Regions from separate parts of the Homo sapiens genome. Here region 2 is linked to region 1. A link is a loop called in an ENCODE intact Hi-C map of the cell type or tissue named here. Cell type or tissue: PC-3. All regions are shown on one strand.

Region 1 (8,000 bases):
GTCTATATTTGCTTAAAATATATCCCTTAAAACATCAGTTCCCAACCTTTTTGGCACCAGAGACTAGTTTTGTGGAAGACAATTTTTCTATGAACGGGGTAGGGGGAAGTTATGGTAGTACAGGGAGGGGATGGTTTCAGGATGAAACTGTTCCACCTGAGATCTCAGGCATTAGATTCTCATAAGGAGCACACAACCTAGATCCCTCACATGTGCAGTTCACAATAGGGTCTGCTCTCCTACGAGAATCTAATACCACTGTTGATCTGACAGGAGGCGGAGGTCAGGTGGTAATCCTCTAGCCCCTGTTCACCCCCTGCTGTGCGGCCCGTTCCTAACAGGTCACCTACAGGTACTGGTCTGTGGCCCAGGGCTCGGGGACCCCTGACTTAAAAGTAAATTAGGTTTTACAACAATTATTCTAGATAAGTCAGCAAAATAAGGAAATTTCAAGTAGGTTCAAAATGTTACTGATTTAGCAACATTATTACTGCTGCTAAACACATAGTAAGCAAACTATTGTTATTAAGTTCTACAGTATTAAGTATTTTGTTTCTATAATGCTTGTGGCAACCCTATGAAATGGGTTAGCATTGTTATCCTCATTTTACCAATAAGAAACCTGGGGCACAAGAGGTTAAATGACATGCCTAGGGTCTCAGCCAGCAAATGGTAAAGCTGAGATTCAAACCCAAGCAGTCTGATTCCAGGTTGTGTGCTGTTAATCACTAATTTACCCAGTGCGATTCTAAGATGCCTGCCTGCAAATGTATTATTACCAGTACCTGACCAGGTTAAGCACAAAAATTTAGATTGTTCAGAAACTTATATACCAATTTGACATTGCTGTAACATCCAAGTATGTGATCACTGGGCTCATCCACTGGACAGGGTGATTGGGGTTGTCAAAGGCACATGGGGAGTGAGTGGCATATGGCCCTAACTATGTACTGGCACTATGTACAGTCAGTTGAATGACATATTGGTCAGAAAAACAAGAAATTAAAATGAAAGAAAAAAACCTCACCTCGTTCTTCAAATGGTTTGAGAAGTCCTAGTCTACACTAATCTCATTTGAATTGTCAGAAGATCTTCATATCTCTTGGGAAAAGAATGCTGGAGTATCACATTTTGCCTGCCTCCATCAGACAATAAATACAAAAATAATTTTGAAATTTGTTCAAATTTACATTTATAAATTTAGTACATATTTTAATGAAGACATTATATAAAAACATTTGAATATGTAATATATAAATAATTTGTTGCTCTTACTGCATGAAAATATAATGCTTAGTCAGGTAAGGTATGTAAAAAATATCTACATAAATATCCATCCAGAACTGGAAGTTTTCAGTTTTATCCAAAAAAGGGGAAAGCTTATTTTAAAATAAAATACATACTTTATTTTAAAGCTTATTTAAAATAAAAATACATATATAATTTACATTTTTAATTTATAAAACACCCCTGTCCCTCAAAAACAAATTTCAAGAATCTAACTCCTTGTTTTGGCTTTAAAATGATTTGGCAAGTGATTTAAATCAGATCCGGAGCTACAAAGGAGAAAAACGTGGGGAGTACTTTTCCAATTGAGGAATTCAAACTGTTTCTAAAATAGAATAGTAGTGTTGAATATATCTAACACCACAGAGGAAAAAATGAAATATTCCGTATATATTGATTTTCTACATAAACTATGCATTATTCCCTTCATTTTTAATAGAATGCTTCCTAAAATGCAGTACATATTTCTTTTTTTTGTAAATGCATTACAAACTTCTTTGTAAAAAGAGCATTCTGTCCGTGATTCAGAAAACTTTCAACAAAGCCTGTAAACTCTGAAGCAGGAAACCAGTACCGTGTGATTGACTGAAATAGAGAACGCTGTTTACCCCTAATTCTGGCCTCTTCTCTAGTTATCTTCATGGTGAATTTCTTTTTTTTTTATTTCCAACTTTTAAGTTCAGGGGTACCTGTGCAGAGTGTGTGTTTGTTACATAGGTAAACGTGTGTCATGGTGGTTTGCTGCACAGAACATCCCATCACCTAGGTATTAAGCTCATCACCCATTAGCTATTCTTCCTGATGCTCTCCCTCCTCCCATTCCCCATCCTCCAACAGGCCCTAGTGTGTGTTGTTTCCTTCCACGCATCCATGTGTCCTCATCATTCAGCTCCCACTTATAAGTGAGAATGTGTATTTGGTTTTCTGTTCCTGCATTAGTTTGCCGAGGATAATGGCTTCCAGCTACATCTGTGTCCCTGGAAAGGATATGATCTTGTTCCTTTTTATGGCTGCATAGTATTCCATGGTGTATATGTACCATTCTTTCTTTATCCAGTCTATCAATGATGGGCATTTGGGCTGATTCCATGTCTTTGTTATTGTGAATAGTGCTGCAATGAGCATACATGTGCAAATATGTTTGTGATAGAATGATTTATATTCCTTTGGGTATATACCCAGTAATGGGATTGCTGGGTCAAATGGTATTTCTGCCTCTAGGTCTTTGAGGAATCATGACACTGTCTTCCACAATGGTTGAACTAACTTACACCAACTTCATGGTGAATTTCCAAGGAGACACTTTCATCTGCCTCAATCAACCTTTCCCTTTCTTGCCTTTCCATTTAAATAAAAACCTATCTTCCTAGGTAACTACAGAGAGGGAAGAACTACAGAGAAAAGAAACATACATGCACACAAACACATGTATACCTTGCAAGCTCAGCACACACTGAGCTTAACTGACACAAAATTCCAAGTCAATGGACTTTGCATTTTCTTAAAGCCTGCAGTGCTCTCATTGCTCACAGGCCTTTTTCTGCCTGCTTCTGAGATTCATTACAGATGGCTAAGGCTGGAAGTATGATGGCTGGATAAGTGGGGCATTACTTGATCTTCTATCATTCTGGTAAGAATTCTATGAGGCAGAGAAAAGGCATATGCCATTATCCTCATTTTTTTTTTAATGGGGAAACTGCAGCACACAAAGAAAGTTAAGTAACTTGCCCAAGGCACCAAGCAAATTGGTGTCAGAGAATTCAGGTCTTTAAAACTGTGTTCTTCTCCTCGTCAAATAACAATAATGCCTTCCCCCTTCCCCCAGTTTTTCCCACACTTGTTATCCAAGTACAATATATATCTAAATTGTATTTTATGCATTTCTAGACACCTCCAATCATCAAATTATAATTTCCTATTATGTTTTATTTGAAATGTTAGCTTTTAAAATGATATCCATAAATCTTTCAAACATGCAATTAGCAGGAAGAGGAGAGAAAGGATGGTTGGAAATAAAAAAAAAAGAACAGTTTCAATGACTTTGCTCGGGTAAAGAACCAAAAGACTTAAAAAAAAAAACAAAAAGCAAAACCAACAATTCCGGCAGGTGAGGGAAGAAGGTTCTTTGTGACAGGGTTTTGCCTCTTTGCCTCCTTATGCAGCAGGGGGAGCTATGGTACTATTCGTTAAGGTTACAGGAAGACAACAAGTCTGAAAAAATAATCCAATTCGCTCCTAGGATATCCATTTTCTTTTGCATTTTCAAATGGTTCTTTTCTGTTTTTGAAACGTTTTTCCTCCATGCCTTGAGAACCTCAGGCTGCACTACCTATATCCCTTTTTCTCTGGAATGACAGAGGGTTACCACCTTCGCTGTACATCCTTATGATGTCATTTTGATAAAGATATTAGGAGATACAGTTGCACAAAGCAGCCTGCCTTCCTCTGCCCCATCACTCTATAGGTTTCCTCCATAATTTATCAAATCTATTTTTTAGCCCAAAAAGAGGACTCTCCTGCAACTGAAAAATTCCCAGAACAACCACTGGCACATGTCTTTACATTTTCAGTTGCAATCCATCAGAAATGATTGTCAAAAATATCTCACTAAAAAAAAAAAAAACACTATTTGTAGAAATTTTAAAAAATTTATTCAAATAATAAATTAAAATGTTTCCAAAAGTAGTCTAAGTAATTAATTTTGAGTAGAAAAAAATCTTTTTTAAGAGTTTATAGGAATCAAAGAATTTCATCCTTATATAAGGCTGCATCTAACATTACTGTGAAGATCAATTTTTTTTCAACTGAATGGGCTCTTGGGTCCCCAGAGATTTGGTTAAACATTATTTTGGGTGTATCTGTGAAGGTGTTTTTGGCCGAGATTAACACACAAATCAGTAGACTGAGTGAAGTAAATTGCCTCTCAAATGTGGTTAGGTCTCATCCAATCAATTGGAGCCCTGAACAGAATAAAATGGTGGAGTAAGGGAGAATTTGCTCTCTCTGTCTTTTTAGTTGGAACATAGGTCTTTTGCCTTGGGACCCTTCCAACTTGGACTGGAGCTTATACCATTGGCTCTTCCAGTTGTCAGGCCTTCAGACTCAACCTGGAACTATCTATTGGTTCTTCTGACTTTTCAGCTTGCCAGACTGTAGGTCATGGGACTTCTCAGCCTCCATGACCACATGAGCCAATTCTGTATAATAAATCTATCTATCTATCTATCTATCTATCTATCTATCTATCTATCTATCTATTGTTTCTGTTGCTCTGGAGAGCCCAGATTAATATAATTACTAATTTCATGTTAAATTGCTTTGGTATAAATGAAGCAGAAAAAAAAAAGTGTTTACTTACAATATTCCCTTCTAGGTAACAACACCATAATTGGGTTTTCCAGTAAACAACAGGCATAGTTTCCAAACTTATTTATACAAATAAATCTCACCTGTAATAACTGTGCTTATTTTTATATATTTGACTATAAATAGATGCTAATATGGTAGCAAAAGAGAATGAGGATATCACCTCTGTGTCTTCCTGATATCTGGGAAAGCCCATTCTAGGCTTCACGTAACAACCCACATGGCTGCCTTTATCTACTCTTCCTACCAGAAAAATATTTAAAACCTTTACCAAAAAAACAGCTGTGATTTATCTTGTTTGTAATTTTTAAGATACAGATAGATTACAAATAGATGTATAATGTATGACATACACACAACTTGAAATCCACAAACTTCGTTATTTGCTTCCTCTTAATAAGTTCCTTTACATAGACAGCCTTTTCAGGTCAGAGTATATAAACAAATGTACTGACTGCCTACTATATCCTGGGCCAGGAAAACAAAAAGTGTGCTATGTGAACTGTTTATTGCTGATCTACAGAGAAAAAAAGAAGCTAGAGCTGGAACGTAAATTAAATTTATCAATAAGCAAACATTTTTTTCCTAGCAAGAATTTTCCAAAGAAGGAAGGAGAGTGCTGATTTATATTGTGGCCCAAGTTCCTTATCTCACTGTAATGGCAACTTTGAGTAGCATTGTTCTAGGTAATTCTAGATGCTTTTGAGACAGCCAGGTGGGAGGGGTTCTCCAACAGGCATGCCCACTGGGAAGAGCGCACACCGGGGTGGAGCCACAGAGGTTCGCACCTTTTGCAGCCGGGAGGAGCCTGGCCCCTCCTCTTCCTGTGTGGAATCTGGGATTCAAGCTGTGGTGGGAAGCACTCCAGGAGGGACTCTGGCCTTGTGGAGGATTACTGTTTCCCCTTTTCACCCAAAAAACTCCTGCTTTACTCACCCTTCAAACTTTCTGTGAGCCTAAATTTTCATGTCCCTGGGACAGACAAGGACGCTGTCTTTAGCTGAACTAAGGAAAAGTCCTGCAACACTTTCAGATGTATTATTTTGTTATTTACAATGGCTAACATTTATTTAATTCTATGTGCCCAATACTTGTACTAACTCATTTAATCCTCATTAAAAAACTTGTGAAATAAGTACTATTAATATTATTATCTCTACCCTATAGATGAGAAAAATGGAAGCACAAATGTTAAACATAGTAAGTAATGAGCTGGGATCTGGCTCTAGAACATGCTCTTACCACTTCACTATACTGCCTCCTTTGAAATCTGAATCCTCATGACAATTCAGTGAGGAAAACAATGTCGCCATTTAAGAGTTGAGAGACAGCACTCCTAGATTGTTAGCTTCCCAAAGACAAAGGCTGTACTAATTGATTCTGCATATTCTCTCTAGAAGCCTCTAATGATGGCCTCAAGCTCATAGGCATTGTAGAGAAATGCAGAAGTGTCATGAAACATGGCCTTCTACTCTCATGAAGCTCACAACCTCATGGAAGAGATACTACCAAGTACAAAGTGGAAGGGCTGCTCTGCCCTGGGCTTGGAAGAATGAATGTGAGGATCAAAAAATTATTTTAAGGACCTCTAAGCCTTGAAAGTAAACAGGTCTAGTCTTGTAAGACTGTAAATGCCCACATGTCTTATTCTACCATTTGTACACTAATGAGATACAGGAAGAGGGACAAATAAGTAACTCTCGATAGCAATGTACAGACTGTAGGGTCTGTCTTCTGCCTTGGGGAGTGGGTATAGGGGGGTCCAGCAAAGAATTAGACAAATAAGATCCCATAGAAGGCAAGGTCAAGACAGTACGTAAATTTATCCTACTCTCCAAAAGTGGGATTGAGAGCTTCAGAGTCCACAGTCAGTCTTCCACAGAGTTGGCCTCTGTGATTTGAATAAAGTGATCAAAAGCACTAGCCCAAGCTTGAAGGTTACTGTAACCAAAGTCTTTGGACTTTGGTAGCTGTGGGGTAGACAGCTGTCTACGGGCAAGTCCTTCAAGGTCATGGCAGATTCTGCAGAAGTGGTACAGACTGCAGTAGCAGCAGTGAAATAAGCTCATTAAGTTTAGGAGGGACCCTCTCAATACATGTCTTCTGAAGTAGTAAAAGATTAGGAGCAAAGATTCTGAAGTCTCATAGGTCTGTTTTAAATGCCCATTTTGTTCCTTGCAAACTGTATATGACTGTGGAGAATTTAGCTATCCTCTGTAAGCCTAAGTTTACTCGTTTGTAAATGGGTGATAACAATATCAAACTCATGGGATTAAACTATATGACACCCACCCATACAGTACTTAGCATAGAACATGCCACAGACTTAACAAAACAACTGATGCTTTACTGCGTCCTTACCATGTGCCAGGAACCCTTTTAAGCTCTCATGCCTATTAACTAATTTATACTTCACAATAATCCTATGAGGCAGCATGGTTGACTACATTATTAATCACAAACAGCCCCTGCTCCTATCTTTGTGGAGGAGGATATAGCCCCACCCTGTGACTCTAGGGTAAGCCATGTGATAGACATTAGTCAGTGGAACTGAGCAGACATGACTCAACAGAAACTCTCATCACGATACTGGCCCTGATGATGACGTGTCCCAGAAACAGGAGCTACTCTTCACTCTGCACCGTAGAATGAAAAAGAACAAAGATGCAGTCTACCTATTGCCCACATGTCATGAGCAAGAAATAAATGCTAGCCATTAAAAATTATGGAGACTTGTGGATTATTTGGTATTATTACTAACTTCATTTTCTGTGGAAGAAATTAAGGCACACAGAGGTTAAGTCCTTTGTCCAAACTCACACAGCTGGTGGACAGTTAAACTCCAAACTCCTGCACATTAACCTCTGTTACCATCATCTTCACTGATGAGGACTGAGACACCTAGGGAAAGTTTATTAGCAGACAGACATGAGAGGGAGATCCAGTGATGCTAGAGGAAGAGAAGAAAGCAGATCAGCAGTCCTGGTATTTAAATGTGATAGAGCTGCAGATCTGTAAGTATGGTAAGAGTGGATGTTATTGTGAACACACAGATTATGGGAGACTTGAACAAGGTCAGTGGAACATATGCTTTATGTGGTGGAAAATTAGAAGCCAGTGATGTCTGGGAGGCCAGGCAAGAAGCCATAAGACAAACAGGCAGCCAAATGGCCTTGAAAAATGCCGACTAGAGATAGCAGCAAGGAGGCTGCTCCAGGCTTCAGACAAGGAGCTAAGATAGGGTGGGGACAGTGGCAGTGTCAACAGAGGCCCACTGAGTAACAGGAGACCTTCACTGACTATCTGAATGTAACAAGAGTCACATATCCAGCCATGCTTGTTAAACG
Region 2 (8,000 bases), 170 kb before region 1:
AAACAACAAAAGCAATGGCAACAAAAGACAAAATTGACAAATGGGATCTAGTTAAACTAAAGAGCTTCTGCACAGCAAAAGAAACTACCATCAGAGTGAACAGGCAACCTACAAAATGGGAGAAAATTTTTGCAACCTACTCATCTGACAAAGGGCTAATATCCAGAATCTACAATGAACACAAACAAATTCACAAGAAAAAAACAAACAACCCCATCAAAAAGTGGGCAAAGGACATGAACAGACACTTCTCAAAAGAAGACATTTATGCAGCCAAAAAACACATGAAAAAATGCTCATCATCACTGGCCATCAGAGAAATGCAAATCAAAACCACTATGAGATACCATCTCACACCAGTTAGAATGGCAATCATTAAAAAGTCAGGAAACAACAGGTGCTGGAGAGGATGTGGAGAAATAGGAACACTTTTACACTGTTGCTGGGACTGTAAACTAGTTCAACCACTGTGGAAGTCAGTGTGGCGATTCCTCAGGGATCTAGAACTAGAAATACCATTTGACCCAGCCATCCCATTACTGGGTATATACCCAAAGGACTATAAATCATGCTGCTATAAAGACACATGCACACGTATGTTTATTGCGGCATTATTCACAATAGCAAAGACTTGGAACCAACCCAAATGTCCAACAATGATAGACTGGATTAAGAAAATGTGGCACATATACACCATGGAATACTATGCAGCCATAAAAAATGAAGAGTTCATGTCCTTTGTAGGGACATGGATGAAATTGGAAATCATCATTCTCAGTAAACTATCGCAAGAACAAAAAACCAAACACCGCATATTCTCACTCATAGGTGGGAATTGAACAATGAGATCACATGGACACAGGAAGGGGAATATCATACTCTGGGGACTGTTGTGGGGTGGGGGGAGGGGGGAAGGATAGCATTGGGAGATATACCTAATGCTAGATGAGGAGTTAGTGGGTGCAGCACATCAGCATGGCACATGTATACATATGTAACTAACCTGCACAATGTGCACATGTACCGTAAAACTTAAAGTATAATAAAAAAAAATCATGAAAAAACAAACAAACAAACAAACAAACAAAAAAAACCAAACACCGCATATTCTCACTCATAGGTGGGAACTGAACAATGAGATCACATGGACACAGGAAGGGGAATATCACACTCTGGGGACTGTTGTGGGGTGGTGGGAGGGGGAAGGGATAGCATCAGGAGATATACCTAATGCTAGATGACGTGTTAGTGGGTGTAGTGCACCAGCATGGCACATGTATACATATGTAACTAACCTGCACAATGTGCACATGTACCCTAAAACTTAAAGTATAATAAAAAAAAAAAAGACTATACAGACTGATCCCTTTCCATCTTTGCTCATAGTGATTTTTAAGTGTTAGAAAACAAAAAAGTAACCAATGGAAACTTTTCAAATAAAAACTGCTGACACGAACACATAGAAAGGTGAACAACTAGCTGTCTGAGGCTAGACATCCTCACCTACAAATGGATATTGATGGAGTTCAGGACATGGCATTTACAGTAGCAGGAAGGTCACTCTCACCTTCTCCTGTTCTCCCCTGCAGCTGGTCATAAAACATAGCTAGGATTTTCTGAACACCCCCTGGAGCAGGTCATAAGATACTCATTTGAGAGATGCCGTCCCTATCCCCTGAAGAAAGGAACATCCTTATCTCTGAAGACACAGGGACACAGAGAAGAATCTGAACAAAAGCCTTGCTGATTTTCTTCGTTTATTTCCATTAGCTCATATCTCCTTTGCCCAATCATATTTCTCCACCACTTTCCTCTCTTCATCAAACCTGGAGTAAAAATATTCAAGTTTCACTGTTTGTTCAGTTCTTCATTTCCTTATAAAGACTCCTGTATCATGGAAAACTTACATGAAATAAATTTGTATGTTTTTCTTTTGCTAATCTGTCTTTTGTTGCAACAGAGGCCTTGGCGATGAATCCAGGGTGGGTGAGAAAAAGATATTTTTCCTCCCCTACAATATGCTTATAAACATATGTAGCAGTAAACCTATTTCTAGGTAGGTAGCATCCTGTGAAAGCACCAATGAAATAATATAGAATTTGTTTTGATTTTGGCATTCAGTCATACCTAGAGAATATCGTAAGTAGATGCAAAGGGATGACAACCAGTATCTACAATGAACTACGACCATCATCATAATAGCGGCGATTGACATTTATTGAGTACTTATGCTAATTCTTGGTAGATATGATCTTATTTGATCCTCAGAGCAATTCTATGAAATAAATAGGATGAACAACTACATTCAACAGAAGAGGAAATTGACACTGGGTATTAACCCAGGATCGTGCCTGCCAGGAAAGAGTGGAGCTAGAATGTGAACCCAGGCAGTCTGAGTCCACAGCTTACCCTCTCAACCACTAGTCTGTAGTGTTTATTCCAGCTCGAGAGTGCATCTAGAGTGGTGACTATTTAAGTTTTTGAATAACAAAATGACAAAATCAGTTCTGTTTGTGGCAGGAAAAAAAAGTGACCCTGAAGAAATACATTTATTTGAAATATATATGACTATCTCCTTACCATAAATTAATTTCATTGTTTTCATTCTCATGACATGTCACTATGTATTTACAATTTAAAAAATCAGTTTTGCCACGTTACTAAATTTGGGACAATCATAAAATGTAATAGACAGTACTCTGAGAATAAGAAAAGTTTATTTCCTGGGGTGACTTTCATAGTCACTAAACACAGAACAACTTGCACATTTCAATATTTCCTCCTGACAGTACAGATACTGTCTCTATTGTCACTATTACACTGACTCTAATATCAGTTTTCGTATATCATTTCTATAGTTGTATAAGAACATCTGCTCATATGATTTATCTGCAGCTTAGCACAATCAACTGCATACCTTTTTAGTTCAGGAGGATTAAAAGAAAACTCATTCTACCCAAAGAGAGCTGAGAAGTTAATGAATCTGTAGATCAGAACAAATTAAAACCTATTAATTATAAGGAGTCTGAAATGCCAATATATTATATTTTGAATACACAGCAACCAGGAATATCATGCAAAAACGCTGATATGCTGTGGAGCAAAGAAATGGAACAGATCCCAGAAACTCAGGACCTCGGCCTTTTGGTGGCGCTGTTGCTATGTGCTAGTGCCAGGAAAACAGTATTCATATATAATTAACTACCACGGAGCACAAGCAGCTTTGCTTTTCCATGATCAAGCTGCTAGAGATTTTGGGGTGAGGGAGCGAAATGAAGGCTAAATAAAAGAACCGGAGATAAGATAATCCTGCCATGTTAAAAGGTAAAGATAATATTTTTATGTTGTTATGTAAAACCTATGAAAATGGCGATAATGTTGCAAGGTTAATCAAGACCATAAATAACTTGTCTGAGAACCTCACCATATGCCTGCAGTTTTATTAAGTGTATTTTGCCTCGTTATTCTCCGAATATTATGCTCTGCAACATGCCATGTTGATGGATGCATGCAATGAGCTTTTCTTTTCTTTTTTGTAAGCTAAAGAGACTTATGTGCTTGATATTAGGTATGGGAATTCTTTTTTTTTTTTTTAAGAGATGGGGTCTCATTGTGTTACCCACACTGGCCTTGAATTCCTGGGCTAAAATCCTCCTGCCTTAGCCTCCCAATTAGCTGGGAATACAGACCTGTGCCACCATGCCCCCGTTCAGGTTATGTTAATTATTAACCTGAAGGAATGACAGCTTTGGGGCATCTGCTCACAGGGTAGCTGCACAATAAACCTACTTTTCTTGAATCTACATTTGAGGAGAGACAGTGAAATGAAATATTGAAATAATGAGATAATGAAGGAGTTTATTTGGAAGGATCTGAGGGAGTCAGTCTGTATGCTGATGGTTAAACTCACATCAAAACAAACACTACAGAATCTCTGCTTACTCTTTCAGGTCTCAGTCGTCATAAAAAGGGAAAATGTCCTAGAAATTCTGTTCTGATCACTCAAGTGGCCCTTTGAGGAGAATAACCTTGGGGAAACAGCAGTTGACAGTCAGTGTGAGCTTACTCTGCTAAGCACCAGGCACATGCATTTCATGTACTCATTCGATTTGCATAATGCCAATATTAGGAAGGTTCTTTTATTATTTCCATTTCAAAGATGATCATGTCCATAAATGGCAGAGCTGGAATTTGAGCCCAGGTTGACTGATCTAGAGTTTATATTTGTTTGGGCATCCCATGAAGCAGTGTCCATTGATAGCTGTTCCTGTTCCTTAAAAAAAGAAAACACACACACACACACACAACATGGCTTTATGCTATTGTCAATCAAAATCCCTCACCAAGATAAAATTCACTTAAAATTCATTATAACTAACTCCTAGTGCCCTTCCAAAGGCTGCCGAGAGCCCAGTTTTTGAATAAATCTCACGAGGGCTACTCCTAACAGAAACTCTCCAAAATTGATTGATTGTAGCCTGGTTTCCACAGAAGTTGTAAAGTATTGTTTTAATTGAATTTGGTTCTAAGTTAGAAACTTTGAAAAATTTGTCTGTCAAAGGCCAATGGATTTCTCAGTAGGCTTGATTTATTTAGCAAGAGATGCCTACAAAAGCCAATTTGCTATGAGGAATGTGGTTACATTTAATTACACTTTTAAATGACTAATTTGTTATATCTAAACACCTTTTAAACAGTACATATTACTCTGAACTGTACAGATGCTGAGGAATCAAAGTTTGTGTTAAACACAAAGGATTTTGCTAAAGACTCTTCATTTTACTCTGCGTAGGCTTTCTGGCTTCAGACTGCAATGTGTGTGAAGTCGTCAGGTAAAAATGCTAAACTGAATGGGACCGGACTACATCTTTTTCTTCCTATTTGCAATCAGGCCCTGCTCAGAAGGAGATTTTCCTTTGGGTGTATATTTAATATCCATTTATCAAATCTTGAATTGAAAATATTACATGCATCACTCAGGATTTATTTAAGCAAAGCAAAGCTGATGTTTATTTTGGAATCTTGACGAAAATTATTTTAGAGTAAAAAATGAATTTTTAAAAATTATACTTTAAGTTTTGGGATACATGGGCAGAATGTGTAGGTTTGTTACATAGGTACACATGTGTCATGGTGGTTTGCTGCACCCATCAACCCGTCATCTACATTAGGTATTTCTCCTAATGCTATCTATCCCTCCCCTAGCCCCCTACACTCCGACGGGCACTGCTGTGTGATGTTTCCCTCCCTGTGTCCATGTGTTCTCACTGTTCAACTCTCACTTATGAGTGAGAATATGCAGTGTTTGGTTTTCTGTTCCTGTATTAGTTTGCTGAGAATGATGGTTTCCGGCTTCATCCATGTCCCTGCAAAGGACCTAAACTCATCCGTAAACAAGGAATTTTTAAAAATATTATTGATTGATTCATTCAAGTAATGACTGACAACTAGCTGTGATGCCTTGTGCTAGCCTTTGTGCTCCAACACAGAAGGTATGAAAGAACACAGGCAGGGTTCTGCCTTCAAGGAATTCACAACCAGGCCTGGGGATAGTGGTAACAGTGGTTGGCTAATGTCATAAGTGCTGTAATTGAGCCAGAAGATAACAGGGACCCAGAGAGGGAAGCGAATAATTCTGTTCAGGGTGGGATGAGGGTTGGGGAGAGTTTCATGAAGCAGTGACAAGTGAGTTGGGGCCTTCAGAAATAAGCAAAAGGAGGGATAAACAGTCAGAGTACAGAGAATTTTAGGGGCAGTGAAACTACTCTGTATGATACTATAATGGTAGATACATGTCACTATACCTTTGTCTAAATCCATAAAATGCACAACACCAAGAGTGAACCCTGATAATGTGACAATGATGTGTCAATGGAGGTTCATTAATTGTAACAAATTACCACTCTGGTGGGGGACACTGATAATAGGGTTCGTCTCAATTTTGCTGTGAACCCAAAACGGCTCAAAACAATTATAAGTCTTTAATAAAAAATTAGCCAAAAACCAAAAAACCAAAACAGAAATTAAAGAGCCATTTTCTAAATAGAGAAGGAGCTGCCAGACAGAGAAGAGATGAGCATGGCCTGATCTGAACACAGGGCATGGCTCACCAACTGACAGCCAAGTTGACAGTGTGGCAGGAGCAGAGTGGCTCACTTGTGTGTATGTTGGGTGGGGGGTGGGTAGCGAGACAAGCAAAACTCATTTCAAGTGCTACGCAAGCTGACAGAGAAACGAAGGCACTAAGAGGAGGTTATCTTGCTAAAGGAGAGACTCCCCACTGTCCCCTCCACCACAGACTTAATTTGGCTTCCTTTTGGAACTTGGAATTCCAGTCCCCTCTTGTCTGCATGGTAAACTTGAACTCATTCTTGAACTTTGGCTTAACTGTTGTCTTCTCTGTGAAAGCATCCCTGAAACCCACATGCGGAATCACTCCCTCTCACGTGTTCCCATAACTCGTTATTCTATCACTTGCCACCCTGAGTTACAGTGAGCCGTTTACCTGGGCTTCCCCACCAAAACTGTGAATACCTCAAGCTTGGATAAGGCTTTATCTGTATCCTCAGTAGCCAGCCTAGTTCACAGCACATGTGTGCCACTCAAAAACATATGTGTGGAATGAGTGAATGTGAGACAGACAAGCAAGCTTGTGGTGAGAGTTATCAGGGAGATACTCCTGACTCTTGTGGCAGAGAAGGTGTATCCTTCACAACGAGGCCTGGAGAAGGGCTACAGTGACTTTAGAGCTAAGTCTTGAGGATAATCAGGTCCACGGTACAGGGATAATGTGCAGAGTGCATCTAGGGACTACAGAATGGAGTGAAAGGTGGGGTGCAGTGAGAGATGAGGCTGGAGAGAGGGCAAGTCTCAGATCATGGGGGCTCCTGTATGCCAAGGTAAAGAGGTGATGGGGAGTCACTGAAAGGCTTTACCTAATGAAGAGATCAGATCAGATCAGATTTGGGCTTTAGGAAGATCACTAATGTGAATAATAATGATAATAATAATGACAGCTAAACTTCATTTATTAAGTACTTATGTCTCAGATACAGTGCCAAGCATTTTATAAGGGTCACAGCTTGGATCTCAACCGTGGAAATTTGACGTCAGAGCTGAGGCTCCTAACCACCAGGTTACAGTGCTTTGACTGGAGGCACAGAGATGTTAGGGGACTATTGAAGGAATTCAGATGAAAAATAAAGTGCATAAACCATAAAAAAGAGTGAAATCATGTCCTTTGCAGCAACATGGATGCAGCTGGAGGCCATTATCCTAAGCAAATTAATGCAGGAACAGAAAACCAAATACTGCATGTTCTCACTTATAAGCAGGAGCTAAACATCAGGTACTCATGGAAATAAATATGTCAACAATAGAAACTGGGGACTGCTAAAGGAGAGAGGGAGGAAGGGGACAGGGATTGAAAAAGTAACTATTGGGTACTATGCTCAATACCTGCATGAATGAATCATTTGTACCCCAGTCTTCAGTATCATGCAATGTACCCTGGTGACAAATGTGCACATGTACCTCCTCAATCTAAAATAAATACTGAAAAAAAAAAGTGCATAATCTGTCATGGGATTAAGGGGAAAAAAGAAAAAAGGAAAAGTGCCAAGGCTGTGGTATTAGGAAGGGTGGGTTAAGAGATAAAAAGGAGAGAGGATTCTTAGGATTTGGAGACCAGCTGGATGTGGGATAAAGAAGCGGGAGAAATGAAGATGCCTTCCAAATTCCTGGCTAAAGGATCAATATGGATGTTGACATTATTCACTGAGATAAAAGAAGAGTGGGACAGGCCGGGCATGGTGGCTCACCTGTAATCCCAGCACTTTGGGAGGCCAAGGTGGGTGGATCATTTGAGGTCAGGAGTTTGAGACCAGCCTGGCCAACATGGTGAAATCCTGTCTCTACTAAAAATACAAAAAATTAGCTGGGCATGGTGATGGGTGCCTGTAATCCCTGATGGGTGCCTGTAATCCCAGCTACTTGGGAGG

Evidence for each region. Hi-C counts contacts between places; a loop is a spot of excess contacts. Peaks named below come from ENCODE experiments on the same cell type or tissue, not always from the same donor. Only the 100,000 strongest peaks of a DNase experiment are listed, where the experiment ranks them.
Region 2: it touches region 1 in a loop (4-fold over the local background); 8 of 110 quality-filtered maps call a loop at or near these places.

What each region holds. Positions count from the first base shown.
Region 1 is chr3:58,991,481-58,999,480 of GRCh38, forward strand. All of the region lies in intron 4 of CFAP20DC (CFAP20 domain containing), which reads right to left. The region is part of intron 2 of CFAP20DC-AS1 (CFAP20DC antisense RNA 1); the gene reads left to right. Among named protein-coding and RNA genes, the nearest start is that of CFAP20DC, 55 kb to the right of the region's middle. RefSeq lists an enhancer at 6,498-7,697. In PC-3, a CTCF peak has its summit at 3,442 (motif pointing right); DNase peaks (open chromatin) are centred at 3,441 and 7,201; H3K27ac peaks cover 2,456 bases.
Region 2 is chr3:58,821,252-58,829,251 of GRCh38, forward strand. All of the region lies in intron 14 of CFAP20DC (CFAP20 domain containing), which reads right to left. CFAP20DC-AS1 (CFAP20DC antisense RNA 1) reads left to right here and starts at 3,220. Exons shown (of 3, transcript NR_110820.1): 1 at 3,220-3,324. In PC-3, a CTCF peak has its summit at 3,148; a DNase peak (open chromatin) is centred at 3,150.